2 separate regions of the Homo sapiens genome follow, and region 1 is linked to region 2. A link is an interaction called in ENCODE POLR2A ChIA-PET data of the cell type or tissue named here. Cell type or tissue: HepG2. All regions are shown on one strand. Each heading gives the region's core, and the rest is flanking DNA. Links, peaks and the distances in the headings are about the cores only.

Region 1 (14,986 bases), core at 7,180-9,679, 1.6 Mb before region 2:
TTTGCACTTGGACATGACCACAAATATGCAGAGTTGAAAGTCCCCCCTCCTACCACACACACAAGCATATAGTGAGGCTTGTATACCCAGATATTTAACTCCTGCAGAAACACACACACACACACACACACACACAATCTTGACACACTTCTAAGAACGCCTGCCCCCAGGTATACAGAACAGCCCCTCCCCCAGTATACACTCACAGGCACTCACTCAAGCCCAATGATCCAATTTAAACTGAAAAGGGAAAACCAAGTTGAAAATTAGAGGGGAAAAAAAAAGTCCTTCAGAAAGTATAAAGCTAATAGGCTGCAAGTGGTGAGCCTGCTGCCTTCACGATATCAATAACTCAGTATTGGATTTCCAAAAAGACATCACATAATTTTTCAATGAGAAATCCATGAGCCCTGGAGATGCTGTTATGGTGTGAATTACAATGCACACGCTTGTCAGCCGTCCCCGTCAGCACTTTCTCGGATGCCTTAACGGGCAGGAAGTGCTGTGGCTGCAGCAGGGATGGTTATTGTTATTATTTCTTCCTTTTGGAGCCTCAAATTAAGAACCTGGGAAGCCAGCAGGTCCCTTTCTCCTCCCTCCCCTCCTCCAATTGTACCCAAATCAAGAAGTTTTCCTGCTTGATATATTCTTTAGTGTATTCTTCAGCTCTCAGCCTCCCCTCCCCTGTCCTGGAGCCCTAATTCTGGGAGAGACTGACACCTGGGGCTTAGGAACTAGGGTCAGGATACGTGGGTGGGGGCCACCCTCTCTATGGAGCTCGGGCTTGTTTAAGACTTCCTTGAGTGTTGTGGAAATGATAAAAACTGCTTTTCCATTTCCGTCACTTGGACCCAGGGATTTTTTATTGAGCAGAATCAGCCTATTGGGCATTGCTTTCTCCTGAGGTTGCCTTCGGGGCAGGACTTTGGTTCAGTAAGAAGAGCAGGGGTCCCTGGGAGGGATGTCAGGAATGATCTGGACAGAGGGCATAGGGCATCTTTCCTGAGCATATTTAGGAGGAATTTGGGTGGCCAAGAGAAAGGATCTGAGCAGACCACCCAGGAGTAGGAAAAGGGGGCTTGGGCACTAGGGGTGGGGTTGGGGTGGATTGTGGAAATTGTTTTATTCAGCTCAACTCTCCTGGGCTTTTCCCATTCACCATGAAAAGAAGATCCTCCAATTAGTCACTGGTCCCAGAGTGTGAGCCCCATGGAACATACCTGAAAGTGACCTGCAGTCAGGAGCAAAGCCAGTCCTGCTGACTGCAGACCCACGAGTATTGTATACCGTTGAGCCACTTGGGGCTGTTTGTTATGCAGCATTATGAAACAGAAATCTGAGGAGCACAGGGACTTCTCCGTACCTTCATGACTCCCTGGGCTGAGCCCACTGTAGCACTGTGGCTCGTGGTCTAGAATCACCTCTGTCTCTAACTAGTATGAGGTTTAGGGGTTAAGAGTGGAATCCCAGTCTCTGGGTTCAAATTCTGGTTTTGATTATAGTATTGGATAAGTCATTTAACTCCTTTTTGTGTCACTGCCCATTTCATAGTCTCCCGTTTCTCCATGCATCATTCGGGTGGGGACCAGAGGCACCTAGCCCTCAAATCAGGAAAAGGGTGACTCCTTCCCTGGCAGCCATCCCTCCAGCCTGCTCAACAGCCAGACTCCAGCTTCACATGCCTTTTTGTGCCTCCAGGCCATCGGTCAGGTTGTCCCCTTCCTGAAGCTTCCTTCTCACCCTGACAGCTTCTCCAGATCCCTTGAGGCCTGGATTCAAATGTCACCTCTTTTCCCTGAGCATCCTGAAGCAGATGACAGTTGCCCAAACCTCTCCTTGTCACTCCTGGATTGTGCTGTGCTGTGGTTATTTGCTTGTTGCCTTCAGGCCTGGGATGGGCTGGGACTGATCAGTTGACCCTCTGGCTTCTTGCCAGAGTTTTTAGCAGGAGACACACAGCATCCTGTACCCTCCGTCTCTTCCTCCCCTACTGAGACTTGATGCACCCCTCACCAAGGGAAGGTGAACTGATCCTGCCTGCTAAGTTGCTCAGTACATAATTACATACCTATCACGGCATGGGGCTTTTCGGTGTACTTATCCCAGCCCTGATCTCCAGGGTGGGTATGCGGGATGGAGGCAGGGAAGAAGTGCTGAGCCCTTGCCTGTGGGAAGGAAGAGGAGGGTGATGTCAGGAGGCAGCAAGGCCCTGAGGAGGAGGGATGGGGGGTCACCTGCTGGGTGAGCTGGCCTGGGGTTCCCTGGGAGCTTGGGCCCTTCATTAACAGTTTGAGGCACGGAGACCTCAGGTCTGGACTTCTTCCACCACTGACTCACTTCTTGTCTGGCTTGAAGTCTACATTCAAATATGTTGTTTCCTTTCCCTGAGCATCCCAAGCAGATATTAGCCCTGCACCTGAAGCTCCCAAGTTCCCTCCATATCTTGGTGACACTCAAGTACCATACTCTGAAATGGCGGGGTGGGATGGGGGGCATCAAAAGACACTAGAACTTTGATTTCCAGTTTTCTACATTCCATAGGCAAGTAAAATAAAACAAATGAAATACCCAGAGGAGATACCCTTATGTAAAGAGCAGGCCATATCTTTTCTAAGTAATGATGTATAAAACAGCTGTCTTCTTTTATTATTACTATTTCACAAAAGAAAGAATAGTTTAATAGTAAAAACTGGGAGAAAGATATGGTCTCAGAATTAAGCTTCTCCCAAGAAAGGAGAGGGAGCAATGGTGCACAAATGTGAATATCATCTATATTGTGGAGAAGATGTTAGAGCAAAAGAGAAATTGCTAAAGTATTCAACAGAGAAATATCAAATGCCCCTAAATAAAATGTATAGATTGGAGGAAGAAATTTTCAGTGTGTGCAGAAACGATGATGATGATGATGAGGATGAGGATGATGGAGGTGATGATGGTAAGGACGATGATGATGAAGATGGGGTGGTGATGATGAAGGTGGACATGGTGATGATGATGGTGATGAAGATGGAAATGGTGGTGGTAATTATGGCGATGAAGATGTTGGTGGCTGTGGTGATGATGGTGCTGGAGATGGCGATGGTGATGGTGCTGATGGTGATGATCATGGAGATGGTGATGGTGTTAATGATGGTGCTGGAGATGACAGTGGCAATGCTGATGATGGCAATGGTGATGGTGATGATGTCTGACCTTTGTTGAGCTCCTACTGGGTAATAGGTACTGTACTCCATGGATTATCTTATTTAAGACTTAACCCCATGTATTATATTCCTGAAGCCGCTGCAACAAATTACCACAAACTAGGTGATGTAAGACAACAGCAATTTATTCTCTTATAGTTCTGGAGACCAGAAGTCTGAAATCAACTCTGGGCTGCACTCCCTCTGGAGGCTGTAGGGAAGAATGCTTCCTTGCCTCTTCAGCTTCTGGTGGCTGCCAACATTCCTTGGCTTCCTTGGCTTGTGGCCACATCACTTCAATTTCAGTCTCCCTTTTCACACTGCCTTCTCCTTTGTGTATGTCCTCTTCTGACTTATATAAGGACATTTGTCTCTGGATTTAGAGCTTATTCAAGTAGTCTGTGGTGATCTCATCTCAATATCTTTAGCTTAATTTCATCTGCCAAGGTCTTTTCTCCAAAAATAAGATAATATTCACAGGTTCCAGGGACATGGACATATCTTTTTTTTGAGGGGTCACTGTTCAACCCACTGTATCCCATTTTATAGGCAAGGAAGCTGGATGTCAGATTCTTTAAACTAGGTAAAAGTTGTACAATGATCAAATGGCAAAGAAAGAATCTGAATCTGACTCTAGAGCCTTGGGACTTCATCCTTATGGAGACAGGGTAAAGAAGAGAGGCTGTGTGGAACATTTACCTCCCATCTGTGTGTGGGGGAGAGGAGGTGCTTCAAGGCCATGTCAAGCTCTTCAAGGCCATGTGATGTAGGAGGGCTGGATTTGGTCTTAGGTAACAGGCTCCAAGGTTTAGAGCCAGCAGGTCACAAGCAGAGGAGGTAGGGGTTCGGGGGGTGGGGGTAGTTAGAGAAAGGGCAGATCCATGATTTGGGGGACTTCTTAGGGAGCAGAATTACAGAGTGTATGATCATGTCACCAAGCCCAGATGAGAGATGGCTTAGAGGAGAGCAGATTATAGAAATCGAGATGGAAAATGGGGAAGGGATAAAAATGAGTCAATTTGGTCTAAAAGCAGTGGACAAAGAATCCATAATGTATGAGGAAGTAAGTAGATATCTACCCATGTGTCATTTATAAATTCTTTCTATAACAGAGCACCTACCTGGATCACATGAAAGGATGCTAAAATTTACAGAAACAGGTAAAGAGGCATATTTTGGGGGTAAAGAACAGCAATATTCATTTGCTCTGTGGGACATTGCTCACATTTACTCACAGTAGCTTCCTGTGAATACTTACCTGTCTCCTGTGAGATCTTATGGGGGCAGGGTGGGCAGAGTCAACTTAGACATGTTGAAAGCTGTCCACACTTCTTCCCTCTGGGGCTGGAAACCTCAGCTTGAGAAGGAAAGGAGAGAGCTGGGTTTATAACATCTTGGGATGGTTCAAGAAGGAGCTCACGCCTGTCTTATGCCCAGGGCAGGTGTGATCTCTTCTGGGTGTCTCCCTAGAGACTCAGTTCCGCCTTTGGGGAAATAAGATGTCAATGCCATGGGGCATATGTGCCTTGTCCATGAGGCATGGGTGCCCTGTCCATGGAACACAGGCACTCTGTCCATGGGGCATAGGAGCCCTGTCCGTGGGACACAGGCACCCTGTCCATGGGGCATAGGAGTCCTGTCTGTGGGACACAGGCACCCTGTCCGTGGGGCATAGTGACCTTGTCCAGGGGGTGATGCTGTATTCGCCTTGTCTTCAAGGATTCTGATGCCTACCACAGCAGACTGCAGACTTTCGTTTCAGCTGAAACGTCTCTACCTTTATGTGTTGGTTTTCACATAAGAATTTATTTAAGACAAGAGATGAACAAAGTTTCCAGAGTACAGCATGATAATGATCTGTCTGGGAATACTTATTTTTCCTGCGTGACCCCAGGCAGACCTAGGGCCTATCCAGTGTGGTCACATATAGTTACAAAGGCCATGCCCTAATAGCCCCTGGGGTTCCCCTTCACATGTCAGCAATGTGAACTGCACCACCAAGAGATGTGAAGTGTGCTGGTCCTGGATCTGCCTCTAGCTTTGACTGTGCACCCCGGGGTCCCCAGGCTTGGTGCTCCCTCTAGTGGCAGGGTAGTTGTGGTCTGTAAGCTCTCAGTCTTGTGATGCCATCAGGAGCTCCAGAACTGGGAACAAGTTTTGGGGAGCCTGCATCCCTGGTCTGACTTGAGCATTCATGAGTTCATGCCCGTAATAAATACTGAGCGCCTTACTGTGTGCTGGCATTGTGCTTATCACAAGAAGAAAAGATCCCTCCCTCCCGAAGGAGCATCTAATCTACTGGGAGAAACAGACTATGAGGAAGAACACGAATAAATGTGTGATTAAGATTTGTGACCAATGCTATGAAGAAAACAAATAGAGTGCTGACATAGAGACAAGGGGTGGGGGTGACAACTGAGACAGAGGCATTAGGGGAGGCCTCTCTGGAAGGTGACCTTTGAGCTGAGATCTGAGGGATGAGGTGATTGCATGAGAAGAGGTAGGTAAGAGTGTCCTAAGCAGAAGGAACAGTGAGTGCCAAGGCCCTGGGACAGAAGAGGGCATTGCATGTCCAAGGAGCCACAGGAAGCCCATTATGGTTGGAGGGTCATGGGTAGGAGGGCCTGAAGCTTCAGAAGACATCCAGATGAGGCTGCAGTCAGGTGGATGCAGGCATCCAGATGAACCCTCGTGCTCTGTCTCTGAATCCCTACCAGTGGAACCGAGTGTGAGGAGTTAGGGGTTAGCAGAGTGTTAGAGGGAGCCTAGAGAGGAGGGCTCTTAACATTTCCAGGGAATTACCAAATGTCTCCCACTGAGCTGAGGAGATTCTGGGCCGTCTCCAAAAGTATATTCCAGAAGGGAAGCTACCTTAACATTAGTTAAGGTAATTCTATTTCCTGTAACAGAACCCCCCGCCAGATCTCAGTCACTTAATATCCTAGAAGTCTAATTCTCACATTAAGTCCACTTTGGTGTTTGGCAGGTGACTTTCTCTGTGGTGATGCAGGGACCCAGGCACCCGCCATCTTTTAGCTCTGCCATCTCTTAGGATCTTGGAGTCCTTCCCTTCCATCTGGCGAGCAGTGAAAACAGCATGTAGAGCTTTGCACAGGAGGTTTTTGTGGACTGGGTTTAGATGTGTCTATGACTTGCATTTGGGTGTGGCCAAGTAATCCAGTTACTGAATTACTGGGAAACAGAATCTACATGGATGCCCTCCAGGTAGAGGAATTGGGTGCTGGTGAACACACAGTCATCTCTGCCCCAGGCCTCTCTTTGAGTGACAGCAACAGTATGGACCAGAAGCTTTGTGCTGTGGCTTCACATTCAAGCCACTTGGGCGGCTGCCAGCCTCCTATCCCAACTGATTAAATCAGATTCCCCGGGAATGGGGCCTGGGCATCTGTATTGTTGAAAGCACCCCAGGACGTTGCAGCACACAGCTGAGGTTCAGGACCACCCTGAATGGTGGAGAGAGGAGCTTCTGGGACAGCAGTCACAGCTGGGCCCATCCTTCTTCCTGCTCAATAATCATCATTATGCCTTATTATCTTCTTACCAGGTGACAGGCTAGAGTGGCAGGAAGGAAGACAAAAGAAGTTATTTACAAATAAAATGGTCGGTCTTCCGCATTCTAGGGCAGGGGCTGCCTTCATCTCAAATGTGGGAGGCTCTTTGGCAGTGGGCAACAACTTTAATGGCTCCTCATGGTTGAGACAGGTGAACCTTACCTTGGCAGGTCTAGATGGTGAGAGCAGGAGAAATAGATAACTCCATTGTTCAGCTTGGGTAGAATTATGAGATTCCCAGGAAATAATGTGAGAAAGAGAAGGTAAGTGTTCCATGTTAAAAGAGTAGAAGGAAGATGTCAGAGAGTGGGTCGGGGGTAGGGAGACAGAGAGCAAGAGCGAGTGAGAGACAGAGAGATTGAGTCTATGGTAAGCAGTCATGGCTCATGGAAAGAGGGGACAATGAGAAATTCCCTGTGGCAGGAATGACCAATATACTCCTAGGAAGTATCGTGTCCAGCATTAAATTTGAAGTTGTTCTTTGTTCTATAATTGTTTTCCTACCCATAAACGTTTAATAAGTCTCCTATGTACAACAGCCTTGTATTAATGAAGTCTTGAAGGACTGAAGGAAGGAAGAAGTGTGCAAGTTAGAGTTCTTATTTAGCTTCAGGCAGGGAAAAATGGAAAAATGGATTCTGACTAAGCAGCAGAGGAATTTATTATTGGGTAAGCCAGTGACACTGTGACACAGGGACTCATACAAGTCACCCTTCAACCACTGGGTGGATGTGGCTGGCCTTTAGATAACCTCTTACTCGGTCTCTTCAAAACATCTCTTTCCTTCCGTCCTTCTGATATGATGCGCAAGAGCAGATGAGGGCAGGGATGGCAAACGTGAGCCCTTCTACTTCATCCTTGGCAGACATCACTAACTGATCTCTGTGCAAGTTCTTATGGAGCTCAGGGGCAGCTCCCTGGACCCTTTATATTTCCTGTTCCGGGCAGTCATTACTAACAGATCACAGATGATATGTGAAATACAATTTACTTCTGTTCCAGGGTCCATATGACACCTCTTTCAAGGCAATGTGTGTGCAATTTAAATGACACTATCTGTCTCTCAGCCCAAAGCAGCTGAGGATTCCATGTCCCAGGGACAAAGAGTTGCCCATCCTGGGGGCCCACTGCTACGGATCTTGCAGAAACTCAAAGGCTGCCATTCATTCTTGGGATGCTAGTCTTGGGGCAGAGCGGGAAGACAACTCGCTTGGGTGTTACAACCTCCTGACCCCAGCTTCCTTTGGAATGTGGCACCCCAAGCCTGCCTCTCCTGACTCCCAGTCTGTGGGTTCCACTCTGCTCTGATTTCATGATGCATCCTGACTTCATGGGTTCTAAAAACAATTATTTGCTAGCTTTGTGCCCACCCCTTACTTTCAATCAGGCCCAGGGTGGCAGAGAGTCATGGGGCTGCCAGTTTTGGCCAGGCTGGACTGGGGAGGGGATCGGCTACCCCTAAAGGAAAAGCTCTTCCAGCCAGGAATTGCCTTTCTCTTCCTAATGTGAGATAATTGGTTTCCTTTTTACCTAGTTCCTCCACAGCCTTCGTAATTACTGCCAAACCCTTGTCCCTCGACTTTGGCATTCCCACCAATGGACTTTTTTCCAAAGGGAAAGAGAAAAAGGCAAGAAGACTCAGAATGAAGGCCTGGGCTGGATTTACCTCCTGAGTCATCACCTACTCTCTGTGTGACCTTGGGCACGTTACTCACTTCTCTAAATTGTCCTCCCTAACTAACAGCTTCCTGCTGGAATTTTGAGAGGATGAGGTGATTTAAATGCTTAGCTCAATAGCGCATGGTGTGGCTAAACACTCGGGTGAATACTAGTATTGTTTCTTGTTACCTTTGTGCCTGGTGGTTTGGGCTGGGGTGTGAGGGTCAGGCTTTGGGGTGCTGGTTGGGGACTTGTGCCTTCTCTTTTTCTTTCCCCAAAGCTTCTGGAACTAAGCTCTCCCTCATCTCTTCAAGGAAGATGTGACACCAAGTGTGTTTTAGCAGAAACAAGACCCATATAAGTGATCCACTGAGGGGCCAGCAGGCTAATATGATGTTCTGAAAAGGGGCATTTTATTTTGTCAAATTGCTCTGGGGCTGCTGAACTTTGGTGGCTGTTTCTTGGCAGTGTTTCTGGACATCTTGTTCGCAGGTGATGAGAGGAAGGGCTGCCCTGACATCTTGTACAGGTGAGGGGGCTGGAGGCTTCCTTCCTGCGCGTTCCAGCCAGTGCCCCGCCTGCAGTGGGGGAGACATTTTTTCACCCGGTTCAATGTGCGGGAGGAGGAGGGTGAGGTGGGGGCATGGGTAGAGGGGCCAGTGGGAGGAGTCCCCCCCACAGAGTCCTCTGTTAGAACAACCCAGAAGTCCCCCTCCCCAGCTTGGGGAGCCTCCAGGGCCCGTTCCCACCCCAGCAGCCCCCTCCCCAGCTGGGGGAGGCTCCAGGGCCTGTTCCCACCCCAGCAGCCCCCTCCCCAGCTGCGGGAGCCTCCAGGGTATGTTCGCACCCCAGCAGCCCCCTCCTCAGCTGGGGGAGCCTCCAGGGCCGGTTCCACCCCGGCAGCCCCCTCCCCAGCTGGGGGAGCCTCCAGGGTCTGTTCCCACCCCAGCAGCGTCTAGGCTCGCTTCCTGTCTCCCCGTTTTCTTAAAAGCTGTGTGTCAGCACAGGAGTGGCAGGTGTGTTAACTCCCGGAGCCTGCGCCTGTGCCCCAGCATGGGAAGAAAAATGCCGACTCGGAGAGAATCAGAGTCAGGCGCTGGCACTAGCCTTGGGGGCAGGAGAGAGTTGGTCGAAAGGAAGTGTTGGGAGAAGGCCAGGTGGCTGGTACTGAGGTACCCACGCCTGCTTCCTCTGCCAGGAAGAGAGACCCCCCACTAAGGTAACTGTGAGAAGTAGGGCACTGTCTCCCTCCCTCCCTCCCTCCCTCTTTCCCTCTTTCCCTTTTTTTCCTTTCTTCCTTCCCTCGTTTCCTCCCATTTTCCCCCTCCCTATTTCCATTCCTTTTTTCCTTTCCTCCCTCCCTCCCTCCCTCCCTCCCTTCCTTCCTTCCCCCTTTCTCTCCCTCTCTTCCTTCCTTTTTGCCCTCTGTCCTTTTTCCCTTCGGTCCTTCCTTTTTTGTTCATTTCTGCACTCCCCCTCCTCCCCTTCCTTTCCTTCTCTCCTCTTCTCTTCCTTTCCCTCTCTCCTATTCTCTCCCTTCCTCCTTTCCCCCTCTTCCTTCTCTCCCACCTCCCTTCCTTCCTGTTTTCCTCATTTGCATCCCTGCTTCCCCTGTGCTCTCCCTCCTGTCCTCCCTCCTCTTTTCTTGTCTCTTTCCTTTCTCTTCCCCTTCTTCCTCTCTCCTCTTCCTTCCTCCCTGCTCGCACCATGCCACTCAATGCTCCAAGCTGGACACAGCTGCAGGGAAATAGCCTCAGCCCTGGCCCCCAGGAGCTTCCACCTAGTGGGAGCCAGGCAGGTGGACAGGTGATGATCCTGTCACGTGATCCACATGCTAATGAAGATCTGGGCTGGTCTCCTGGGAGCTTTGCTGGGTCTGGAGGGGTAGAGAAAGCCCTCACAGAGCAGGAGACCTCTGGCCTGGGTCTGATAGTTTCTCTGGCTGAGTCAAAAGAAAGGGGCATTGTAGGCAGAGGGAAGAGCTTGCACAAAGTAGGGGGACATGGTCAATGAATTCTTATGCAAATTTGGAATTGGACAAGCCTAGGCTTGAGCCACTGTCAGTATAACCTCTGCCCAATCATTTCAGCCTCTCTCAGCTTCTCATCTGTAAAATGGGGTATGTTAGTACTCATGATGCCCTGGGATGTTTGGGGAACAGAATTAGCTCTTGCATCTGAAAATATCTAGCACTATGTGTCTTATCACATTTTACCCTCATGTCAACCTGGGGGGCCGGGTACAATTATATCTTAATTTTACAGTTCTGGAAATGGTGGCTCAGAGAAGTTGAGCAGCCTGTCCAAGTTCACACAGCCAGGTAGATTGAAGACACAAATGTAGGCAGCCTGATTCCCAAGCCCGAGTGTTTAATAACAATCTCTCCAAAGTCAGCACATACACTTGGAATAAAACTAACACATCAGGTGCCTGCTCTGTAAAATGAGGTTGCACAAACCTGGCAGGATGACAGGGATAACTCTCCAGAGCTGGAGGGGCCATGGGGGATGCACTTTTGATTTTTATGGCTTCTCAGGGTCCCACCAATTGTACTGTCTTAGCCTGTGTCTGGTTGGTGCAGGAAAAAGGAGGATGGGCAGTGGAGCAGGAGGAAGAAGGGGGAGGAAGAGCGAGGGAGGAGGGTGCATTGGAGGGAGCAGGAAGAGGAGGAGAGGGAGGAGGGAGAGGGGAGGAAGGAGGGGGGAGGAGGAGGATAGAGAGGAGAGGAGGAGGGAAAGGGGAGGAGGAAGGGGAGGAGGAAGGGGGAGGGGAGGGAGAGGAGGGGGAGGAAGAGTGGGAGGATAGAAAACGGGAGGAGGGGAAAGGGAGGAGGAAAAGGGGAGGAGGAGGAGGGGCAGGGGGAGGAAGAGGGGAAGGGAAGGAAGGGAAGGAGGGAGGGGAAGGGAAGGAGGAGGAGGAACTCTCTGACCCTACTCCCGAATCTGATTCTGTCCCTCTTTTCCAGTTCCCTGCACTGAGGTGTTGGAAATCCAGCTTTCCAGTGGAGGCTGCCTGGGTTTCCATCCTTGTAGCTGTGCTTTTTCTGTTCCTCTGGGACTTTTCTTCCCTTGACCCCCTTTCTTTCAGGAGCTCTTGGTCTTGTCTGAACAGCTTTTGTCTAAGAAGCCTCACAGACTGCCCTGGGCACCCTTTCCTTCTCCTTGCTCTGGCCTCTACTGTCAGTCTCTCCTCTCTGTTCTCCCTCTCTTCCCATCCTTCCAAGAAGGTGAACCGTGGGACTTCTGAGGTCTAAAGAAGGGTCCTGGATAGGGACTTTAGGAGCCCAGACCGGATGGTCACTGGAGAGGGACCCTTTTGTCATTATGTAGACTGGCCACACGATGGCTCCCTGGGACCGTCAAGCACCTGCCCAGTCTCTTCAGTGGGCCTCTGGTCGCCCTGGTGATTATTCTTTCCCTTAAATGTTCCACACGCACCTCTTCCTTATCTCTGTAGCTGGGCAGCCAACTTCTGGGTTTCCTGCTCACCCTGGGTAGAGAGATCCCAGTCACTGGGGCTTGCGTTAGAGAGGAGTGGAGTGGGGAGAAGAGCAGGAGGGGAGCAGAAAGAGAAGTGAGGGGCTTGCCAGGGGGCTAGTGGCTGAGCAGCTGTAGGAAGGGACTTCGTGGAGTTACTGATGGGCTCAGCCACCAGGAGCTGGGCTCTGGGGAATCTTTAGGAGTGAGAAACAGAGCCTGGATGTCCATTCCAGGGCCCCAAACACAAGGCTCACTTCCTGGAAGCATGAGGACTGGAGGTGACACAGAAAAGGCTGGCGTGAACTTCCAGACACCTGAGGAGCAAGAGCTCAGAGTTCCAGCTGGAGGTGGCCCGGACTGCAGACTTGGCCATGGCCAGTGGTGGCCCTTCCCGGACATGGCTTGGAGCTGATGGAGCTGCTGTTTGGGACAGCAGGATGTGGCTTGACTCGGGCACTGAAAAACAAGGCTGGCTTTTATGAAAAACAAACAAAAACTCAGGTGACCAGAGTTTCACGCATGCTCAGAAAGCAGTGGCAAGTTAGGATTATAATAATAATGTTATAACAATAATAATGTTATAACAATAATAATGACAGTAGCAAATAACCATCTTTTTGAGGATTTATGGAACATGTCAGACACTGCTTTTTTTTACATGGGTTGTTTTGTTTACATGGATTACCCCATAGGGGAGGTAATAGAAGGGGATTTATAATGACAGTCAAACCTGAAAAGGAGACACTTTGTTTTAGCACAACAAGACCCAGGGTACCTGCAGGCTGGAGTGTGGCTTTCTCATGGGCTCCAGGTGATTGCAGGGATGGAGAGAGAAACTCGTCCATTTCACTTGCAGGGTACACAGGGACTTGCCATCACAACCTTTTTCATTTCCAACCATTTTCTTCCTGTTGGAAGGAATATTCCTCAGCTGAAGTTGGATCTGATTTAATAAGGCAATAACCAGAGAAATGCATTTCAATTGATTATTAAGCATTTGTTTATTAGGACTCAGTAGCTCTGACCCAAATAGCTGCTAAGCAGTCATTAAACATCAAAGAAGATGTTTCTGTTTATATATTTTGTTTATTTACCGTCATGAACAAACATTATTGCATCAATTAAATGTCGATTAGGGGGTCTATGGTTTGAATTAGATTATACACATAGTGTCAAATCATTTTCGTGTCTCTTTCTGAGATATAATCTATTTTTGTTTTAGTATCTAAAAGGATTCCATCTAAGTGTTAGAAGCTGTGGCCGGCAGGGGTTACGGGGTGGCTTCTGAGCACTTCTAAAGCTGATGTTTCCTTTTTTGGAGTTTGCAGCCTGGATCCCTGTGACAGCCTGGAACTCCTGATCCATTCCTCATTGATCATTCATGAAGGGGCCATTTCTCTGCGATTCTTTGCTTTTTTGGGCATTAATTTTCTAGAAAACAAAACAACACAACAATAACTCTAACCTCCATCATAAAACCCTTAGATATTTATCTCCAAGGCAGCTAAACTGAGTTGTGGAAATGAAATTAAGTTCTCCATTAATGCTGCTTCAATTAAGCAGCATTGAAATCAGGAATGGTGTGCTTGAAAGAATATATGATTTTCCTAGTCACAGTCTAGAAGCATTGAAATAACATATCTTAATATATTTTTATTCAAAAAAATTGGATAATTTTCTAATTATATGAGACAACTATGTGTATTTATAAAATCACATATAAACCTGAGCTTAATTTTTTTTAAATTGATAAAATTATATATATTTATCATGTACAACATGATATGTATACATTGTGGAATGGTGAAGTTGAGTTAGCATCCTGGCTTTTTAAGTCAGAGGAGAGGGGACCCGCAGGAGGACCCTGGCTGAATTGGGCCCCATCAGACCCAGAATGGAACCCCCCCGGTCCCCAGAATTTGTCCTCCTGTTGTACTCAGTGCGTTGGTGGAAGCAGAACTCCCCATGGGAACAGGCAGACCTAGATTTTCTGGGGTGGGAGGGGAAGGTAAAGGTGCAACAAATTGAGATTTCTCCCTGCCCTAACTCCCAACCCAGCCCAGAAAAGAACTTTGAGTGAGGCCAGCAGTGGGGAGGCTGAGCTCTGGCAGCCTCAGGGGTCAGTCCTGCAGGGTAGCGTGCGGGGATCTGGCTCTAGCCACATGGGGGCTGGCATGGATGCCATGAGGCTCAGCTACCCCTCTCCTTCCACCTTGTTCTTTCTGGGCAGGGGCAGCCCTCCAGATCCCAGTCAGGGTTTATCCAGGGGTAAAGGAGAGAAAGAAAGGTGAGAGTGAAGAGGAGAGTCCAGGTGAGTGAGGGAACAGCTTGAAGAGGCCAGCCATTTGCATATTAAAGAGCCTCTCGGCTGGATGTGGTGGCTCACGCCTGTAATCCCAACACTTTGGGAGGCTGAGGTGGGTGGATCACGAGGTCAGGAGATGGAGACCATCCTGGCCAACATGGTGAAACCCCATCTCTACTAAAAATACAAAAATTAGCTGGGTGTGGTGGCACACACCTGCAATCCCAGCTACTCAGGAGGCTGAGGCAGGAGAATTGCTTGAACCCAGGAAGCAGAGATTGTAGTGAACTGTGATCAAGCCACTGCACTCCAGCCTGGGCAACAGAGCAAGACTCCATCTCATTTAAAAAAAAAAAAAGGCACCTCAAGTTCTCTAACGCTTCTAGCCCAGAAGTTTTCAAACTTTCTTTTAAATCAATGGAACTGTTTTATCAAGTGACATCTTATTTCAGTGAAAGTGTAGTATATATGAAGTTTAAACACAGTTGAAGTGGTCAGTGCAGGGTGCCTCTCACTTGCCCCCTAAGCACTCCCTGCCATGGTACCCAGAGGCGTTTCTGCAGAAATCCTCTTACTTTGTAGACGTGCTTTGAAAACCACTGCATTAGTACACTGGACAGCCCTGTCCTTAAAAGCTAGTCGCCAGCCCAGCATGGACAACAGAAGAATCCCTGGGAATGAGACCTTCTCAAAGTCCCAGGCCCACCTATGAACATTCAGATTTCCTAGATCTGGATTTCACCCAAGAATGTACTTTTAACGAGAGCCCCAAATGATTCTAACCCAGTA
Region 2 (14,986 bases), core at 5,658-8,157:
AAAGGTTTTCCCCCTTGTCTTGAGACCACTCCCATCCCTATGTGCTATTTTAGAAAACCTTTGAGCACTCTTACTGTCTCCACTATTGCTTGGACAGGGGTGGGGGGCTATAGTGCTGGCCAGCCCAGGAGAGTGGGGCAGGGAAGCAGCAAGGAGATGAAATGAGCAGTTGGCATTTTGACAGCTTTCCGTATTTCACTCTGTGGGAACCTCACCTCGTATTCTACCCCAGTGTTTGGGAAGAGAGGGATCATCCCGTGGGCTCAGAAGAACTTCTGCCTTAGGCCTTCTGCAAGCTCCCCCCACACCCCTTGTGGCTCCCAGAAGGGAGAGTGTCTCCAAGCTGGAGACCATAGTTTCCAGGTTTCCCTTGAGGACCTTGGGGCCGGCTGCCAATCAGTCTTGGGATCAGCCACAATCCATTAGCGAATGCTCAGGGCTCAAGGCGCCAACAGAGCCACCAGGCGTCGGCGCCAGATCCTACTCAGGGAACCCAAAGCCACCTTCAATTATTGTCTTGGACTTTGTAATCAGACAAGCTGGGCCCACAGACCATAGGCTGTTTTCCTAGGCTCAGAAACCCCTCCAGCCCCAGTTCTGGCACCCTGAGCTCACCAGGTACTCTCCAGGCCAGGATGTACATGCAACCCAACGAGAGACCACTCTCTGAACCTCCTGGGTCACAAAAGGAACCACCTGACTCCTTTGCAGCAGCCCACGCTGTAGGTAAAGCTATGTGAGTACATTAAATTACCTACCCCTCTCTTAGCCTCACTTTCCCATCTGGAAGGTACAGCTGTAGTTATGGCAGATGCACTGGCATCAGTGATCATGGACTTACTTTACTTCTGGCCTTCTAAACTTGGAGTCAGAAGAACTGAGTTCGAATTCTTGCTCTGCACCTTTATTTGATTTTGCTTCAAGATTGAAGCCAGGGGAGAGGAAAGGGCTGTTTCCAGAATGCCTTTGGAAGCATGAGATCAGTAGGCCCAGACATCTACAATAGTGACCAAGAAGGGAACGTCTTGTGATATGCCAGGCAAGCCCTGAATGGCTGCACAATCTCAGCAGGCAGGTTTGTCCCTTTGTACCACCAGAGGAGTTCTGGCCAAAATGACTCAGAGGATCTGGGAATGGGGAGTAGACATACAACTCCCTCTAACCAAGCATGGAAGGACCCAGGTATCCAGACCCAATCACCCAAGGCTTGAGAGAGTCTGGGGTTCTAACCCTAGCTCAGTGGCAAACTTACTGTGTGATCTTGGGCAAGTCACTTAACTTCACTGGGCTTCAGAGAGTTTTTCTGGAGACATGAATCCTTCCCAAATGAGGGTGAGACCTTATGTTCCCCAAACCCTTCTCCAGCATGTGAGCTTATGAAGCTGGCTCTGGCCCATCCAACAGCAGTTGGGGGTGGGGGACAATATGACTTTGTAAGAAAACTCAGAATAAAGCACAGTAACCCCTCCAGCCACTGGGGACTGCCTTACTCCACCCCTGCACATATCTTAAGGTGAGAATTAACAGGTACTCATTCCTGGGAAGGACTTGACAAGCATCTTGCATGGAGAAAAACCGGGAGCTCCTCATTGACTTGGTAGATGTTACACAGCACTGTGTTTAAGAGCACAGGCTCTGGAGCCTGACTCCCTGGGTTCAAATCCCAGCTCTGTCATTTACTACCTATATGGCCTTGTGCAAGTTGCCTAACCCTTCTGTCTGCTCTTCTTCACGTGTACAATGGGACTAATAGTAGCATTTACCTCATTGGATTGTTGGGAGGATTAAGTGAGTAGATACACATTAAGCACTTAGTGTTGAGGGTTGATGATTATGTATCAAACATTTCTCCCATGTATTAGTTCTCAAAGCTACTATTATTAGCCCCATCTTACACTCAAGAAAACTGAAATGCAAAGAAATTAACCCTCTTACCTGGTCCCTATGCTCTCTGCTAGTGCATTTGCCATCAGACCTTGCTGCTCCCACTTCTGCTCAATATGATCAATGTTCTCCACTGACTTGTTTTGCAAAACAATTTCATATAGCAATGGAAATAGAGAAGGGAGTTGGGAGTTAATTAGGGCAGGGTGAGCCACAGATCAATTTTAACACTGTTAAAGGAGAGACAACTTGACATTAGCAGGTGATACAACAAGAACCATCACAACACCATCTACAAAGGCTTCTAGCCAAAAATCGAATACGACTCTGATCAGGCCTCTGGATCAAACTACTGATTTCCAGGAAACACAGGGGATGGAGGAACACGTTAAACAACACCACAAGGAGGCGCTCAGCTGAATCTGGAATGTGAAACAATCTACAGGAGAATGACCAAAATTCATCAAGAAACAAATGGCATTTAGAAAAGAGAAATAAATCACATTTTTAAATGTGAGAAAAAGGGAGGACTGTTATAAAGAATATTAAGAGACATATCAGTCTAATGCAATGTTTACAGCCTGACTCTAAATGTAAAAAGGAGGTTTTGAGACAATTGGGAATATTTGAATCTCTACCAAATATTAAATGAATTGGTTTTTTCATTGGGTTAGATGTGATAATGATATTGTGGTTATGTTAAAAGAAATTGTAAGTCCTTATCTACTAACAATACCTCCTAAAATGTTTATACATGAAATGAGATGATGTCTGTGATTTATTTTAAATACTCCAGCAAGGGGGTGGGGGTCAAGGGTGCATGCAGGTTTATAGTGATTTTCTCTTCTTCTGTATGTTTGGAAAATGTCATAATAAAAAGTTTAAACTAAAAAGGAGGGCAGAGGATGAAGGCAGATCACTAAGTATGAAGAGTTGTAGGTACGGGTTTCAGAAACATTTAGGTAGGTAGTGAGTGAGGTTTGGCCCCACAGAGATGGGACTGGGAAGGCACTCAGCCCCTCATGCATTCTCAGGTCATCTGAGGGAAAATAAGCCTTTGCACACCACTCTGGAATTCATTTGTTTATTCACTCACTCACTCTCCAATTCATTGATCCATCATCCATCCATCGGTTCATTGTGCAGTCAACACACCTGTTTGTTGAGAGCCTACCAGAAACTGAGATGTACCAGAAACTGAGAATACAAAGGTGATCATCCTGTCCTTCTGGCACTTACGGTGAAGGCAGGAGAGTCAAACGCTTGTTAAATCTGCCATTACGCAGATACAGCTTCACAAACCCTGAAAAGTCTGAGGTAGGAAGTGGATTGCATGCCATCAAGAAGTTTAACATGGGCAAACAAGACTTGTTCTAGAGTCAGAGAAGGTCGGGGAAGCTTTCTCTATAACATTTAAGCTGAGATTTGAATGATGAAAAGGAGACAGCCATGTAAAGAGCCCAGGGAAGGGCGTTCAGGCAAAAAGAAAGGCGAGAGAAAATGTCCTGGGGCAGAAAGGAGCCAGGGATTTTCAGGAGTGTTCAGTATACAATAGGTACAGCAGAGTAGGAAGCGAGACTCACAGGCTGGGGGACATCTGGGGCTGTTAACTGCTGCTCTTGAACCAAGAGAAATGTCTCTCCCATACACAGAACATGTCATATAGACAAGAGGCCTCAGGCCAGATGACAAATGCTCCACCAGTTATCAAGACAGGTATGGGGGAAGTGCGTGTGCATGTCAGAGCACTAGAGAAAATGTTCTACTTCCTGAAAGAATTTTAATTTGGGACTAGGGTGGAGGGGAAGGGAAGAAGGCGGCCCTGGGGCAGAGAAGAGGCTACTACAAAGGGAACCATCAGAATCGCTGAGTAAGTAATACTCCCAATTAGAGATTTAAAAACCAATGGTGAAAAGCAGGCTTGTGCTCAGCTCAGCCCTCCCTCCCTCAGCCAGCCTCAGTCAGGGAAAGGAAGTCGTAGCCAACTGTGGGGACAGGTGCCTAGTGATTTATGGCCCTAAGACAAAGGCTCCCAAGGAAAGGCCCTGCGAAACTCAGACGTGTTGTTGGAACAATTAGAGCCCATCCATCTATTTGAGTCAGCACAGCATCTGGAAAATGGGCCTGGTCCGGGCTGAACACCAGCTCTTCACGTGGGACTTTCCACATGGTGAACACACACAAGAGGCCAGTAGCTGGTGGGGGAAAAGCCCCATTTTTCCGATAAGGAAAATGAAGCTCTCAGAAAGAAAACTTGTTCAAGGTCATCAGCTAGGAGATTCAAACTCAGATCTGTTGGAGTCGCAAGGCCACACTCTTTTTGGCATTTCTTACTATCTCCCTGGAAGTTTCTGCAACTGCCCTGGGTGGCTAGTCCCTTGGGGGCTACTGGGCTCTTTCTTCAGTTTTCCAAGATGGGGCTGCTGTTGCCCCTGCAGAAAGATTTAGCCCTCAGATCTCAATTCACTCTAAAAAGCTAAGCTGGTGTATCCAAAGCCAATAGCAGGTCCCTCTCCTGCAGAACAAAATGCGTAATTCCTCCTCTGGAACTGTGATTCTACAGGGACCTGGAAGGGGTCAGTGGTATCAGGCCCCTGCCTCCAAACTATGTGCAGTGTCCTGGGCCCTTCTAAGAAATGCATGTCAGAAGCACCCCTCAGGGCACATGCATAGCCCCGTGAGCTGATTCCAGCAGCTGCACTTCAGGAGTGCTGTGTCTGACTCAGCTCTGTGATCCCAGCACAGCGTCTGATCCAGAGAAGCACACAGCAAATGTTTGCTGAATAAAGGAACAGACCTTTAGCATTGGAGATATCGCAGCAAACCCAACTTTAGAAGAAAAAACAAAAGGATGGCTTATTAAAATAAGCTTATGGTACAATGTTCATTGTAAAAAGTGGATGATACAATCATATAGCAAAAAAAGTCCCACAAAAATCCAGTATACATTTAATAGTGTAAAGTAACATGCATATATTTGTGCACTGTGAAAATTCTAGATTAAAATGTAAGCCAAATATTAACAGTCCTATCACTGTGCAGTTGGCTTATGTGTAGTTTTATTTGCTTCTTGAATTTTTTTTCCAAAATGTGTTATAAGAGCATATGCTATTTTCATAATAAAAAGGAAAAGCTGTAACTATTTTTTTCCATAACATAATTTTTACATGATAAAGTTTAGGGTGCTGTCTGCCTCTCTGAATTCAGAGGCAGCTGCTGGGTGCCAGGCAAGGCAAAGATGTTGTGTGAGCTCAAAGTCAGCTTCCTCAGTCCACAGACCCCAGGGCCACAGGACCCACACTGGCCTCAGGAGCCACCCATTCCCTGTATGGGTCCTTGGGGTAAGGAACAACATGGATGCCAGACCTCACAGCCATCTTCCAAAATCTTACCACAGCCAGGTACATTTCCACGACTCCTTTCTCCGTAAGCAAGTCAGTAAATCAAAGTGCATCTCGTACACAAGGTGGGCCCTTTCTGGTAAAACACAAAAAAACTTAATCTTTGGTCCAGAAGCAGTAGATTGCGGCAGCAAGTCAGCAGCCAAAACCATTAATCTTTGCTGCATTCCCCAACTGGCCCGAGTAGTAAAGAAGATAATACCCCAGCAGAATCAGTGACCCACTACAAATTGGTCCTGAAAGGTCCACCAGCATAAATAGACTTTTGCTGATCCAACACTTGTTAGGAACCCCAACAAAGAGACTATTGGCTCATCTGATGAGCCGCTTGCAAGGGGCCCTTGCAATGGCTGGTGATGGATGACCACCCTCCCTTGGAGGGGAAGATGCAGCTCCTGGTATGGGGCCCTTTCTCATCTTAAATTTGTCCTCAATAAATCACAGGTGCAGAGAAGCCAGCATCAGTTTCATTACACCTACATGCTCCAGTATCAATCACGCCACCATGGCGGCCTGTCTGGGTGCAGTTCATTTCAAGTGGCTGTTTCTGTCCTGATTCCATTTCCACTGCAATGCACGCCTCCAAGGGGCTGGGGCCTGGAGAACGGGAGGAAGAAGCTTTTCTGTAAAGGCCTATGCTTCCCTGGCCTCAGTACCTATTCCCTTCTCCTTGTCTATTAACTATTCCCCAAATGTGTGTCACTTGGAGCTCCAGATCCAGCGCCTGTGCAAAGGGCTGAAGCCCCAGGATCAGAAAGACTTGTTTTTAGATAATAGGTCTGACATTTGCCAACTTGGAGCAAGTCATTTTACTTTGCAGAGGCTCAGCTTCTTCATATGGAAAATGGGGCTAAAGACACCTGCATCTGGAGATGAAACACAGAAGTAATTGTAAAGAACCTGGCACAGGCTGGGTACAAAGTGGGATCTTCAGTTCATGTCAGTCCCAGTCTCTGCTCATCCCTGGCTGAGATGCTGGTTGAAGAGAAAGTATTGCAGGGATGGCTGATCTTGCTTTCCCTCTGGTACTCAGGCCAGTGAGAAAGTGGAAATTCTGTTGTTCCTCTTCTCTGTGTCTACCTGCCTGGACCATTCCTGGTGCCAGCAAAAGTATGTCAATTATGGCTCAGAATTTATGAGGATGCTGCCACAGCTCGTTTTTTGTCTTGTTCCTTTCATTGTAGGCAGTTAAAATACACTTAAAACTAAGGACACCAGAGAGCTCTCAGACCTCTTCTTAATGCACATAATCAAATACTTTAATGTCATTAAATGCATAAAGGCTCATCATAAAAGCTGTGAACTTCTTTTTTAAAGAATCATAAATGGGAATAAATGGTTTCTTTTTAGGCAGGTCCTAAGCCAGTTCACCTACAACCACTAGAGGCAGGACGGAAGCACCCCTCCAAGCCTGCCAATAGGCCTCCTCCAGAGGGCACAGCCCAGCTGCCTCTGCTGTGGGGTGGAGCTCTCAAGGCCTAGTGGCAGCCCTGTAAATTGTTAACTAAATAAGTAGATCTTTGAGCAGAAGAGAGGGGAGTGCAAAGGACCCTGCTCCTGAGCTGGTAAGGAATGTCAGACGAAACAAGCTTTTCAAAAAGACACTTCCATTCACTCTAAACCTACAAGAAAGCCAGAGTGACAGGGCCATTTATTTGCAGAAGAGCTGGGGAGGGGGTGGAAAGGGAAGCAGAGATAAGGAGAAGGAGCAGAGAAATAAGTAAAGGAGGGAAAGGCAGGGAGAGAGAGAGAAGGTTCGCAAAGCATGCAGAGAGAGGGAGACAGAGAAGGAGAGGGGGCAGGCTCTACCCCAGGGTCCAGTGTCTCATCCATCACCAGCCATTGCAAGGACCCCAGTGGTTCAGGGTCCAATGTCTTGGTACTGCATGTTGGCTCAGAATTCTGAGACAGAGCCTACAGAGCTGCATATATATCCAATACATCTCAGAGAACAGAATATAATAGCAATATAATAAAGATGATGATGATGATGATGATATTGAACATTTACTCTGTGTCCAGTCTAATGTCTAAGTTCTTTACCAGCATGACCTCATTTAATTCTCCTAACAACGCTATATGGTAGCTACTGTATTTCATCAATTCTAAGACATACATTTTCTTTTTCCCATTTTAACACCTCTGAAATTGAGATGCTTTTTAAAATCACTATCAGCCTGCCAGCAGTCTTGATGTCACTGTCATATCTGGGAACACACATCAAAACTTGCGGAACAAGTATTTGCAGCTTAAAATCCTGAGGACAATAGAGGAGTGATTTTTAAAGAAATGCTATCACAAATGCCTGCAATGTGACAGCAGATGATAGTCTGTTGAAAAACATGGACATTGACAATGCTGAGTTCGTCTCTGAATATGAGGAAGTTTTAGGAATAACTTAAACAATTATTTCACTTATATTTTCCTTTTCATGTATGTATACAAAGGTCTTGTGACAAACACCTATGTTTAAATAAACCTGAAAGTTCTTTTCATAAGTATAAAAATAAAATTCTAAGTGATAAGAAAGTATTATGTCATGGTTTCACTGGCAGTGATTTGACTGTTTTTTAGTGTTTCATAAAATAATGGTGCAACATACAAGCTCTCTAAGTCCCATCTTATAGATGAGCAAACTGAGGCACTTTTATTACTTGCTCAAAGCCACACAGATAGTCCAAACTCCAGGTCTTTCTGATTCTAGAACCTGTGTTCTCAGCCATTATTGATCTTCATCTCTGACATCTCTGAATTCAGATCAACATAGGTTCTGATTCCAGCTTTGCCACTTTCTGGCTTTGTGACCCATGATACTGATGTCTAGTAGTCTCTGAGCCATAAAGCAGAAATGCTAACGAAACCTGCTTCTCAAAGTTATGTGTGGGAAAATCCGTATATGAGAAGGTTCAGCACAGTTCCTGGCCCCAAGAAAGTGCCCAGGATGTGGCAGGCTGAAGAAGGGTCTACCTATAAGTCTGCGCACATCCGAATCCAAAGAACACCCACGCAGCAGCGGACAAAAGACTGGGTGGCACCAAGAGCTCAGATCTAGGACTGGAACTGTGTCAGTAAAAGATGCTTTTAGCACTCTCAGGACAAGCCAGTCTGTATACACTTCCTGGTGCCTGCAAGATGCTCAACTCTTCCTTCCTACTAACAAAACAACAGCTGCAGTGACCGCAATTAGTGTATTACTTTATTATTACCATTTATATCTTTTGAATGCCTACACTTTGGGACTGTTCTAAGGCCTTTACCCACATTGTAATCTCACAATAACCCCAGGAGTAGGCACATTACAGATGAGGGGAAGGCTCAGAGAGTTGAAGAACACATAGGGCTGTCTTTGGGCATCCTGGGCTGATTCAGAGAACAAATACGTCCAGTGTCTTAGGTTAATTTGATACTTTGAGGTCCCGTGGTTCCTTCCCATTAGGTCTGAGATTCAAGTTAAGACGTCGACTTCTAAAAGTCATAAAGGATTTCTTCTCCGCTGCCCCACACCAATGATAAATAAAACATGTTTACCGTGGAAAATTCGGAAAATATTTATAACAAAAAGACGTGGTCACACATAATCCCATTGCACAGAGAACACCTCCTGGTTTACATTTTTTTGCTCCTTTTCTCCCATTCTTATTTCTAACCATATTTTACACAGTTTATGTTATTCATGGAATTTTATATCTTGCTTTTAACTCCTGGCATAAGCATTTCCCACGTTATTAGAAACTCTTAAACATCATTTTTATTGTTACCAATATTGTTGAATGGGTGGACCATAAGGTCCTTAACCACTCCCTTCATGTGGGAGCATTTAATGTCCGCAGGCACAAACTTGTGTGCCTAAATCTTTGCTTACATTTCTATTCCTTTGGGATAAATTATTTACAATAGCATTACTGTGTCAAATGACTTGTACATTTTTAAGACTCTTGATAGATATTGTCAAATTGTAATTCATATTTAAGAATATCTGTTTCAACCTTTTTTTTTTTTTTTTTGAGACAGAGTCTCATTTCATCAGCCAAGCTGCAATGCAGTGGTACGATCTCAGCTCACTGCAACCTCTGCTTCCCAGGTTGAAGTGATTCTCATGCCTCAGCCACCCTAGTAGCTGGGATTACATGCTCATGCCACCACACCTGGCTAACTTTTGTATTTTCAGTAGAGATGGGGTTTCACCATGTTGGCCAGGCTGGTCTTGAACTCCTGGCCTCAAGTGATCTGCCTGCCTCAGCCTCCTAAAGCGCTGAGGTTACAGACATGAGCCACCACACCCAGCTGAATATTAACATTTTTTATTGTTATTCTGATAATGAAATTTTTCTGATTGTTTTCAATTAACATATTTTAGTTTACTAGTAAGCATGAACTTTAAAAAAAAAAAAAAAACCTTATTTTACAATTGTATCTGTGGATTTGTGAGGTTACAGCAAAGCAGTTAGGAGCCCCTGCCTGCTAGATTAAGCTGAGTGATTTTGAATCCTGGCCCCTCACTTACAATATGCGTGATCTTGGGGTGATTATTTAACTTCTCAAAGCTTTATTTTGTTTTCTCATCTTTTAATAGGGATGAGAATAATAACACCTAACTCATAGGGTCTTTGTAAAGAATGAATGAGAAATCCCTTGTAAATTATACCTGGCATATAGTAAGTGTTCACTAAATATTAGCTACTTGAATTTCTTTTGCAAATTCTTTTTCATACCCTTTTCTCATTTATCTGTTGAGATCTTAATATCTTTCTTATCCATTTGAAAGTTATTTTTATAGGAAGAACATTAGCCCTTTGCTACATATGTTGTGAATATTTTCTAATTGGCTTTTAAAGCAACATTCTTTCTCTCTTGATGGTCTCCATGAGAGTATTTTAGGGCCATCCACATCCAGTGAAGCTGAAGGGAAGGGTTAGGTCTATTCAGTAAAGATATAGAAAAATGAAGTAGTTTTCATTTCCAATGATGCGCCCCAGAAAACATTGCTTCCATTCACAATGCTGCATTTCTAATAGATGAGGTAAGAATTGATGGGGTTTGTCGTACTCACAAAATGACGCCCAAGCGGGGATGCACGGAGAACGTTGCCACGGCTCCGACATGTTGATGCCAAACACTGCACGAAGCACTTCGTGTCAGGGAAAGAAGCATTAGAGCTTTCTCGAGCCCACTCTTTCTCAGTTTGGAAGCTGTCCTCATGTTCACAAGGATATTTTGGTAGAAAACCTCCTTTTCCAGGATCTCCATTTGCCCGTCGCCACTTCTGTGTACTCAGTACTTTTCTGTCAACGAGAGTTCCAAGGAGTGAGAAAGCCTGTTTTTGTTTTCATTTTTTATGTCTATTAAAAATAAACATGCTGAGAAGCTGCCTCTTAGTCTCTTTATCAAGCCCCAAATGACGTGTAGCCCTTGTCAACTCCGCGTTGACGAATGCAATCAGCATTTACAAAATCAGATTTGTAAGGCATCGGGAATAAACTTAACTAAGGGCAGGTTTCCCCTCCATTGATCAAAACGGGTTTTTGCCGAATGATGGGCAGTCGGTCGGTCCCTCAAAGTAAGTAAGCGTACAGGCAGGCAGGATGCTGTCCCCAGCCCACCCACCTGGGCCCAGCTCACAGGACACCTGGCAGGTTCTTCTGCTAAGAAAGCCGAGAAGCCCACCTCTTTATGGGTCGGCACAAATGGGGTACATTTCATGCTGAGTCAATTTAATCAATACTTTTCTTGCTTTGGAAACCCCGAGCATTTAGAGAGAGCAAAGCCACACTACGCAGTAAAGCAGCTTTAAATTCTAATGAGCTTCTCTGTGCTAATTAATGACTTTGCTAACTGGAAGCTTTCTTTGTTAGAAAACACACTCTTGCCTTTCAAGATGACAGCTTTTCCTTTCCCGAATGTCTTTTATTATCAAACCAGAAAGGGAAGTACTTTATTCCTCTCATTCTGTTAGAACTAATAGATTTTTATTACTTAAAAAATAATTTTCTTTTAGTAACCAGCTTTGCATTTTGCCCTATAAAAGCTAGAAAGTGCAAGAGATCAATTTCTCCTAAATCCTACCTGTCACCCGCCCGGCAGGAAACGGAGTTCTAGAGGGTAAACACAGCCTCTTCTGGAATAGACACAACAGTATGCCCCCTCCCGCCCCCTCCCATTGCACAGTGAGATTTGGTAATTTGCAAATTGAGCAGCCATCATTATTTTTTAAGGAGCAAACAGGGTCTCCACTCCTCACTAGGAGAATGTGGCCCAATCATTTGTCTCGGCAACGCACGAATTCTAGAGCACTTGAGAATTCTTAGCCATAAAGCTGATTACTAAGAGAGGGATGGTTATAAAGAAAAAAATCTTTTTAATCTGGGGAGGAGGGGAAGGGAAGATGAAGGGCAAGGAGGAAAAGATACATAGAGCTCATTGCTGGAGTTATCAGCCCGAATCAGAGCTTGAACTCTAATTTTTTGTGAATCAGAATTCACACGTGAATGTATGAGTGGAATTTCTCTCTCTTTCTCTTTTCTGCCTTGTTGTTGTTGCTGTCTGACAAGAGAGTCCGTCTGGGTCTCTCTGTCACTATCGCCATCTCTGTTCCTCTGTCCTTTCTGAGTACTTGATGAAGATACCCTGCCTGGAAATAATTGCATTCAGACCCCTGAGTCCCACTTAAAAGTCTTTGGGACTGATCGAGATAAATCCCATCAGGCTTTTGTTTCCACTCAAAGTGCCTCCATCATTTACTAGACGAATTAAAGTATCAATTTCTGTTTAAACATTAACAGGGTGATGCCAAATATTAGTTAGTTCCTAATAATTCTGAGGGATTAAAAAGATAATAAAAGTAATAGTCCATTACATTACCTACTTCAGCAAGATTGTAATGAACGTAATAAATTCTGGATCAGGGTTATAACAACTTCCATCTATTTAAAATGAATTTGTAGGGTTACTTTCATTAACTATGTATATGGGGAAAATGATCTGACATATTACCTTAAAAGAGCTGTAAAACCGATTAGGAGAAAATATGCTTTCCAGACAGGGATGCTGGCCACTGGGGACAACTGCATCCTTGGGAAGTCGGAACGAGCTGCCGAGATAGCCCGATTCCGTCCTTCCAGCACTACCTGCTTGCTACTCTGAAAAAAATCATGACAGCATCAGCGCTGGTGAACGAGGGTGAGGGAACCTTCTTTTTCCCCTTCTCCTTTTATTTATTTATTTTTTTCCTTCCCAGGTATATTCCTGCTAATGAACCAGGGCTCACTCTGGGAACTTCTGCAAGGAAATAAACCCTAGGCCTGCAGCCCAGCCTGGCCTTTGGACCCCCAGGGGAAAGCTGCCATATTAAAGGGGCCCATGCCCTCATTGCTAGAGGAGACAAGGGAGCGAGCACTTGACTGCACCACAGAAATTACTGCTGTACCTCGAATGCCCGCTTCATTTATCAATTTCATAGCAGAAAAACCCATATGACTGCCTTGTTCAGTCGCACGCTAAATCTAGTCACAGAAAACTCCCCACCGCCAGTCAAGTGTGTTACGCACAGGCCTGGATAAAGTAACTTGAAATACCACTAATGATTTATACTTAATTGAACTTCTAAGTGATTAAAGTGGCAGTAATGAATGAATAACACCCTCCTCATTCCCTTGACCACCTGGCCCAGCCCCTCCAGGCAGAGTGGGCCTCGCCTGGGGAAGTCAGCGGGGATGGCCGCCTGAAGCCATTCTCTGGGCTCCCCAACGCTGCTCATCCTGGCTCAATTGCTCTCACTTGCAGTAAATGACTCCATAAGCACCGAATCAGACCATTGATCCTTTTTATTAGATTACCCAATTGTAAGGTTAATGCATTTGCATTTGGCAAACGGAGTCGGTCAACTCAAATCCCTAGCAGGGATCAGCGTTTAAAAGGACACATGTGGGAGCAACTCTGTCAACACACAGATTTGCTGGCAGCAGTAGCCAGATGCTGACGCCCTTCCTTCCCGTGGCCCCCCCACCAAAGAAGGTGCCATAAGAATCCACTTCCAGGCCTGTGTCTTCCTTAGCAGCAGTCCTCATGGGACAGCCAGGGGGCCACACCTGCTGCCCATGTCCTCCCCACCCCCAGTGCTTCTGTTTCTGAAAGAAGGAAGAATCCTGCAAAAGTTTTCAGTCACCACAGACAGGGATAAAGGTGGATAGTTCACCTCGGGCCAGGAACCTTGCTGCCTTCTCTAAATGGAGGAGAGCCAGGACTTAAATCAGTGACAAGGACACAGGCTTCAGAAACCAAAAGTTCTTCTTTTCTGATGGTCATAGAGTCAGACAGGGGGCAGCCATTTATACCTAGGCCTCTATACCCGATGTGAATTTATTCTTGGATTTTCTAAATGCATTAACCAAATGCTATTTACGTGGTCTGCCTTCATTAGGATTTTCTAGTAAAGAAATTCATAAGTTGGAAAAACATACTTTGTTGATCTCATATGAGTTCTGCGTTGGAGAATATAGCCATGGTTTAGGGGAAATTAGAAGTTACCCAGAGAAATCACCCCAGAAAACCATGTCCTTTTATAGAAGAGGAAACTGGGGTGCAGACAGAATGAAACTTACCCAAGGACCACCCCCACCACAGTGAGTTCACAGAAAAACTCCCGTCTTCTGCCTTCCAGATCACCCTGATGGGCCATCCTCGGGTAAGAAAGCAGTACTCTCAGAAGAGGTGGTTTTGAGGCTGTGACAGTAAAGAAATAGTCTTTTTATACAAATGTCTTAAGACACAAGCCATATTTCATATTCAGCTGCATAAACTAGGTCTTTGTCTAAATTGTTTTGTGGAGTAAGATTCGCTCTAAGTATTGCTTACAGGATGGATTTGTTCAGCATCTTGCCTCTGAGGACAAGGAAGCTGGTTTCATCATTTCCATTCTGTTCACTTTTTCTGCTGTTCACTTTCTAAAGGTGGCCAGGACGCTGGGGAACAACCCATCATGTGAAGTCAGATACTGAGGGTTCAAGCCCCAGCCATGTCACTTACAGGCCATGTTATTGTTCTGAGCCTCAGCTTCCTTCATTGTAATAATTCCTCCTTGCTGAATTGTTTTGAGATTAAATGGGATAATATACGTGAAAATGATCAGTGCAGATGAAGCTCTTATCTAGATAGGGCTCCTTATCCATGAGTTTTCTCCCTCCTGGTTTCATAGAAAAAGAGTGATCCCTTGGGCTTTACAGGCAGTAACTGACTGGTGACAGGTTTCCTAGAAACAGCCCATGTCAGTAAAGGGAGCTGTTTCCCGTCCCAGCTCTTTCTTGCTTTGCAAGAGAGGCCCAGGCCCTTGCCAGCCTTTCATTTGCCTCCTCTGCTGAAGGCTGGAGGCTGTACCTTCTTTGAATCACTGCTCAGAACTTGTCTGAGTCTCACAGGGCCTAAGAGGCCATGAAGATAGGGGTAGGGCAATTCCTGTAACAACAATTCAATTACACTTCAGTTGCCATAATCGTCATTCACTTACATTTTTTGAGTACTCGTCATATAAGTATTTTTTACATGTGTTTAACCTCATCTAAGCCTCTCAGCAATCCTGTAAGATTCAAATGGCCATGCCCACTTTACAGAAGCAGAAATCAAGGCTTGCATAGGTCAAGTGGCAGTCCAAAGTGACACAGCTGAGAGGGGACAGAGCTGGGGTTTAAGCTCAAGCCGGTCAGACTCTA

Evidence for each region. ChIA-PET counts read pairs that join two places held together with the same protein. Peaks named below come from ENCODE experiments on the same cell type or tissue, not always from the same donor. Only the 100,000 strongest peaks of a DNase experiment are listed, where the experiment ranks them.
Region 1: POLR2A ChIA-PET joins it to region 2 with 5 read pairs; 1 of 35 experiments calls an interaction of 5 or more read pairs at or near these places.

What each region holds. Positions count from the first base shown.
Region 1 is chr20:39,100,487-39,115,472 of GRCh38, forward strand. No RefSeq gene overlaps it. Among named protein-coding and RNA genes, the nearest start is that of LINC01734, 120 kb to the right of the region's middle. RefSeq lists enhancers at 7,028-8,227, 8,705-9,699, 11,724-12,225. In HepG2, for the core only: no CTCF peak of the experiment used is centred there; DNase peaks (open chromatin) are centred at 7,505 and 8,485; H3K27me3 peaks cover 1,625 bases.
Region 2 is chr20:40,700,430-40,715,415 of GRCh38, forward strand. It overlaps LOC101927098 (a long non-coding RNA gene), which reads right to left. Exons shown (of 5, transcript NR_187686.1): 3 at 13,883-14,003; 4 at 10,336-10,567. SNORD154 (small nucleolar RNA, C/D box 154) reads right to left here and starts at 14,194; the gene lies at 14,143-14,194. RefSeq lists an enhancer at 5,113-5,990. In HepG2, for the core only: a CTCF peak has its summit at 6,688 (motif pointing right); a DNase peak (open chromatin) is centred at 6,742; H3K4me3 peaks cover 491 bases.